Regions from separate parts of the Homo sapiens genome. Here region 1 is linked to region 2. A link is a contact called in ENCODE Hi-C or POLR2A ChIA-PET data. All regions are on one chromosome and are shown on one strand. The core of a region is the stretch at or near the end of the contact, and the rest is flanking DNA. Distances in the headings are between cores, read along the strand shown. Region 1 overlaps MSRB3-AS1 (MSRB3 antisense RNA 1). Region 2 holds the start of HMGA2 (high mobility group AT-hook 2).

The links. Hi-C counts contacts between places; a loop is a spot of excess contacts on that map. ChIA-PET counts read pairs that join two places held with the same protein, here RNA polymerase II (POLR2A).
Region 1: a loop to region 2 is called in a map of A673, with 4 times the contacts of the local background. The contact joins the enhancer-like site here to the promoter of HMGA2 in region 2. A Hi-C loop is called at or near these places in 1 of 168 maps with a recorded cell type or tissue (A673). POLR2A ChIA-PET finds 5 or more read pairs at or near these places in 3 of 52 experiments (AG04449, AG04450 and WTC11).

What each region holds. Positions count from the first base shown.
Region 1 is chr12:65,509,283-65,512,258 of GRCh38, forward strand. The region is part of intron 2 of MSRB3-AS1 (MSRB3 antisense RNA 1); the gene reads right to left. Among named protein-coding and RNA genes, the nearest start is that of LINC02454, 92 kb to the right of the region's middle. Within about 2 kb of position 1,414, at least 6 of the 41 ENCODE cell types and tissues checked have a DNase peak (open chromatin) inside an H3K27ac peak, as active enhancers do; they include A673, where a contact is called at or near this core.
Region 2 is chr12:65,822,675-65,825,800 of GRCh38, forward strand. It overlaps HMGA2 (high mobility group AT-hook 2), which reads left to right and starts at 1,809. Exons shown (of 5, transcript NM_003483.6): 1 at 1,809-2,707. The coding sequence starts at 2,597. It also overlaps the pseudogene RPSAP52. RefSeq lists an enhancer at 2,929-3,126.

The sequences.
Region 1 (2,976 bases), core at 164-2,663, 310 kb before region 2:
TCTCTTACTTCTGGTTTTTTTGTTTTGTTTTGTTTTTCCTCATTATGAAGTTAAGAGTTTAGACCAGGTGATCTTTTTAAAAGATCCCTTTTCCATTCTAAATGCCAAAGATGCTTCTCTAAATAGTGTCTGCAAAAACACTGCTTGGATTGCACAGAGTTCATTTTCCTTTGGAGACATATAAAGTCAAACAATGGCAACATTTTAGTGCACGTATTGTCCCTCCTTTATGATGCTTCATCCAATTGACAACCAGCTCCTACCAAACAGTCAGACTTCTAAAACTATGCAGCGTATGCCTAGGGTTTTACTTTTTAAATGAACTACAAAGTCATGATAATGAACATTTATTGAGCATGTACTAAGCCTTTAGACGTAAAATCACTTTTGATTTAATCCTTACAAATATTTTCTGAGGTAGGTTCTATTATTTATCCCCATCTTACAGGTAAGCAAACTAAAATATGAAGCTGATAAATAACTTACTTGAGGTCATATAATAACATGATAGATCTGGGATTCCAATGCTGGCAGTCTCATACCTGAGTCTGCCCAGGTTCATTCCAGGAAAATGCTTTTGTTTGGTTTTGTTTTTCCACAGCCTCAATTATCTTAGGGTCTCTTTTGAAGGTGTTTTCAAGCACGATGCATTTCCCAAATGTTAGAGGCTACAACTTATATATGTCTTGCAGATATGATTAACTCAAGTTATATGCAAATCTCTTTCTATGTATACCAAACAATATATAGGAGCCCAGAAAGAATAAGCTTGGCAGTGAGTTTCCTAGAAAGAACCACAGAAAGAGTTGATTGCCAGTACTGGTGGATATTGATTCAGACACTGACTCAGGTTGTATGCCCTGGTAGGAGGGCCTGGCCTTTTCCCTGGGCCTCTGGCCATAACCTCCTTCGGATCTTAAAAAGACACTAAGCATTGCTTGTCATCATGAATGAGAAATATCGCCTGGTTATCCAGAGGGAGACCAACTGGTGGATCCTTTAGCCGTGACATGAGGATATGGCTCCAGCTGGAGTCTCTCCTCCTGCTTCTGTACTTAGCTCATCCTGGTTTAACCAAAACCCAAAACAACCCTCTCCAAGGGCTCTTCCCTGGCTCAGGGACACTCCATTTTAAGAAACGCTCACCGCGCCTAGTACTTTGCATGGTACATTATAAGCACTCAGTAAATATTTGTTACTTCGTGGCAAAATAGATCAATTCAGCAGTGATTTTTCACTTTTCAAAAGGATTCACTGCAGGGTTCCTTTAAATGGCCGGCTCCCCTGGTGCATTTAAAATGCGATTTGATTTATAGGAATTCGATGTACATGGTTCTGCAGGGCCACATCAATCGTGTAAAGTGAGCCGCATGTGCTCCCACTGACGAGCGCGTTGGCAGCTCTCCTCCATCGGCTTGGAATGCACACAAGCCTCGGGTCTGCTCTCCCCGCTTTTATCACAAAGGGGCTCATTTTGTGAATGAACAGCCACTGCCAACAGCGTGATGGTATTTTCAGTGACCTTTGCCCGGGGATTGGATTCCCGCCCAGCAGGGAGACAAGGCCTTAGGAAAAGGTTAGTTCATTGACGGCCAGGGCCTGCTGGGCTGAGGTCTGGGGAGGGAAAGGCTCAGAGAACTTTCCCTTTTTTGTGAATCACCTAAAGAACCCACCCTTCCCGCCTGGCCTGTGCCGCTTTCTCTCTTTGTCTCGGCATATTGGATTCTGTTCAGCAGGGTGGTTTTATAGCTCCTGCTGCTCCTGCTCCTGATTTTTTTTTTTTTTTGTAACTGTGAATAATAGTCCTAGTTTTGCCTTGCTGTTTCCCAATAGCAATTCTGGGGTCCTCGTGAGCTTCCGCCCCCTCTTCTCCACCCCCTTTCCTCCTCCTCCTCCTCCTCCTCCTCCTCCTCATAACCACGGCCTTTTCAGTTTGATGTTTTTAGATATCAAAGGAAGTTCTCCAGGAACCCTGCAACTAAAGACTTTAATGAGGACCATGCCCAAGAAATCCTGGCTGCCAAATACATGATGATGATTTATGTCGCTCACTCACTCCCTAACAGCAAGAGGACTATTTGTAAAAATAAAAAAGCTGCTCATATGGAATTAAACAAGAGCATAGCTGCTTCCTTCCAGACCCCAGGAGCTTAACAAAGAGCATCCACACTCCTCTCCAGCAGCACATGGCTCAGGGCCCATATTAGTCTTCCTGTCATATAAAGCTCAATCCTGTTAGCGCAGGCAGCAGCGCACACTCTCCCTATCGGCGGACCTCAGAAGGCACATTTCTGAGGACCGCACAAAATGTGCGCAAGGATGTAGGCACAGGCTCAGGCCTACGCTGAGCCATGGAAGGGTGGTGTGAGTCCAGAGGCTAGCAGAGCCACTGAGTTGCTGCTGGCGGCAGGCTGAGGCTGACAGTAGGCATTTGCCATCCCCTGTTTATTCCTGGCATCAGATAGCTGAGTGACATGGATGCCAACTGGGTTCTGGCCAGCTCAGTGGAGAGAGCTCTGGAGGGAGAAACCCTTATGCTTGCATTTCCTTATTTGTCAAATGGGTTACCTCTTAGTGTTGTTGTGAGCGGTGATGAGATCATACATAGAAAACACGTAGCATCATATTGGTAAGTGCTAATTATTATTATTAATTATTGCTATTATTAGTATTCTGTACTGTGGCTGCCATGAATTGGTAACACTCAGACCCCTTGCTTCAGGGAGAGTGATGGAGAGTAGCTGGCTGATTACCCCAGATGCCAAACTCTAAGTTCACATCCACATTCTCACCATGTTACTCTGCTTGACCCAAGGCCATGCTTCCTGTGGGCTGCTCCAGGCCATTGATGGAGCGTGGTATGGATGCCAACACAAGCTCATTCATTGAGAGCTAGGACTCCTCCAGCAACGACTTTAGCTCAAAGACTTCCCATCAGCCTGGCAGCAGCTCCTGGGAATTGTGCTACAGCCTGCG
Region 2 (3,126 bases), core at 559-3,058:
CAGAATTTCTCTCTACTCCTGGCAAAAAGTGAGCAAACAACACAAACCCAAAAACCTATTTTGTACGTGTATGTGAAATGTGCACACCACAGTGCAAATATGTGATAGTTTTTAAATGTGCACGATTGGCAGTTAGGAAATGTCACTGTAATCGTTAGGTGAAACTTCAATCCCTTTGATGAAGATACCATCTTTGAGCCAAGCCCTGACAGAAAACCTTTGGTTCCTGTTAGACCCCTCCCTCCCCAGTCAGCTGCTGGGCTCCATCCGGAGGGATGGAGGCTCTCTCTCTCCATTACAGCTAAGCGTTCCCAGACCCAGCAGAAACCCTGGGTTCCTGCAGAGCACTCAACGTGCAGCAAAGTGTCCCAGCTCTGCAAAGGGCAGCTGGAAATGGATTTAAAATGGCAACGCGGACCAATCAGCGCTGCCGCGCCAAAGCAGACATTTACACGCGCCTCCTCCACATGCACAGCGGAACCTGGCGGTGCCTAACTCCTGCTTAGGGCTGCAAAGTAGGCGTTTTTATTCCACGGTGGTCTGTATCTTTGAAAAAAATAAATTCTTCCCCAGGTGAAAGTTTTTATTTTGGAATTAGTCCAAAATAATTTTGGGTGTGATGTGTGAAAATCTGAACCTAATTTTTTCAGAGTTTTGTGTTATTCAAGGATGAAAAGAGGTACATTTAAAAATGTACTCCACCTTTTAAAAACGGACTGTGGCCATTATGGTGTTCACATAACTCAGAACAGCCCAGGCCATAAAATTAGGACTTGGCAGAAAGAGAGTTCTCAGGCAGAAGGTTAAATCGAGGTAAACTGAAGGGAGAGTTGGGCAGTGAGTGCAATTGTGGTGTTAGGAATCTACAAGGTGCCCTTTACCCTGGGAACATCGGATTCCCGGGGAGGGGGATGGGGAGGGAACTTCGGTTGCCTCTAGTCTTTCCTGGAGAAAAAAGTTCAATGAAGAAGCTGGGGCGCTCTGTGTGTGCACATTGTTTGCATGTGTCTGCGAATGTGCATGTCTATCTGCGTGCCTGTGTGTATGTGTGTGTGTGTAAATGCGGGTGTTTACCAGCGCATGAATGCCCCCGTGTCCACGTGTATCTGCGTGCATGTGCTTACACGCGTGTTCGTGTGTATCTGCATGCATGTCTCCGTGTATGTGCGCGCTCGCCCGCCCGCAGGCTCTGTGGTGAGGGCATTCCGAGGCGGAGTACGGCTGTCAGGGGACCTCTCCCACTCCACTGCAGTCCCTTCCCACTCACAGTGAACCGGTGCGCTGCCTGAGGTGCAGCCTAGACGCTTCCTGCAAAGTGTTGGCTCGGCACGGTAGAGGCGCAGGTAAAGGCCAAGCCCCGAAACGTGGCTCCGGGACAGTCACGTTCCCGCGCCTTCCCAGGACAACTGCCCAGGGGTGACCTCGAGAGGCGGGTGGAGCTAGGCCCACGGCGAGCCAGCCCGGGATCCCCGGCCTGTCCCTTTAACCCCGCCGCCGGGCGGGAGCACGTGAGCGGGGCTCCGGGTGGCACCCGGGCGCCGCCGCCGCCGAGGCAGTTGTATTTCGAACGCTGCCTCTGGCTAGCAGCCAGGCGCCTTGGCTCGGCGGTCCGCCTGGCCTCCCTCCTCCTCATACTTTTCTTCCTGCGCAACCCCCTCCCCTTTATCCGCCCACGATTAGAGGTGGGCACTCCCCCCACCACCACCCCCTCCCCAAGCGCAAGCGCGTGCACGCACACACACCACACACACTCACACTCACACACACTCACACACACTCATCCCACTTGAATCTTGGGGCAGGAACTCAGAAAACTTCCAGCCCGGGCAGCGCGCGCTTGGTGCAAGACTCAGGAGCTAGCAGCCCGTCCCCCTCCGACTCTCCGGTGCCGCCGCTGCCTGCTCCCGCCACCCTAGGAGGCGCGGTGCCACCCACTACTCTGTCCTCTGCCTGTGCTCCGTGCCCGACCCTATCCCGGCGGAGTCTCCCCATCCTCCTTTGCTTTCCGACTGCCCAAGGCACTTTCAATCTCAATCTCTTCTCTCTCTCTCTCTCTCTCTCTCTCTCTCTCTCTCTCTCTCTCTCTCTCTCTCTCGCAGGGTGGGGGGAAGAGGAGGAGGAATTCTTTCCCCGCCTAACATTTCAAGGGACACAATTCACTCCAAGTCTCTTCCCTTTCCAAGCCGCTTCCGAAGTGCTCCCGGTGCCCGCAACTCCTGATCCCAACCCGCGAGAGGAGCCTCTGCGACCTCAAAGCCTCTCTTCCTTCTCCCTCGCTTCCCTCCTCCTCTTGCTACCTCCACCTCCACCGCCACCTCCACCTCCGGCACCCACCCACCGCCGCCGCCGCCACCGGCAGCGCCTCCTCCTCTCCTCCTCCTCCTCCCCTCTTCTCTTTTTGGCAGCCGCTGGACGTCCGGTGTTGATGGTGGCAGCGGCGGCAGCCTAAGCAACAGCAGCCCTCGCAGCCCGCCAGCTCGCGCTCGCCCCGCCGGCGTCCCCAGCCCTATCACCTCATCTCCCGAAAGGTGCTGGGCAGCTCCGGGGCGGTCGAGGCGAAGCGGCTGCAGCGGCGGTAGCGGCGGCGGGAGGCAGGATGAGCGCACGCGGTGAGGGCGCGGGGCAGCCGTCCACTTCAGCCCAGGGACAACCTGCCGCCCCAGCGCCTCAGAAGAGAGGACGCGGCCGCCCCAGGAAGCAGCAGCAAGTCAGTACGAGGGCGCGGTGGGGGCACCAGCCCACCCCGTCCCCACTGCCGGGGCCCAGACACGCGCGGGGCGGCCGGAGTGCGGGAGCCCAGTCGCCGCGGCCGTCGCACACTGCCCGCCGGCCGGCCGGGGGGAGCGGCGCAGACCCCACGAGTGCGCCGCGCGGCCCCGGGGCGCCAGCAACCCTCCGGGCGGGGAGGTGGGGAGCCGCGGCGGGCGGCCCGGGGAAGGCGGGAGGTGGGGTCGGGCGAAGCGCGTCCTCGGACTTTCGCTATTGTGCACGGCCCCGAGTGGCGCGGTGTCGCCCAGTGACTGGAAGCGACCGGGATCCGACAAACCCGGGCTCGCAGGCGCTTTCCGAGTTGCTTTTGCAACTGCCCGGGAGGAAGGAGGTGCCGGGGACCCGGGCGCTTCGGCC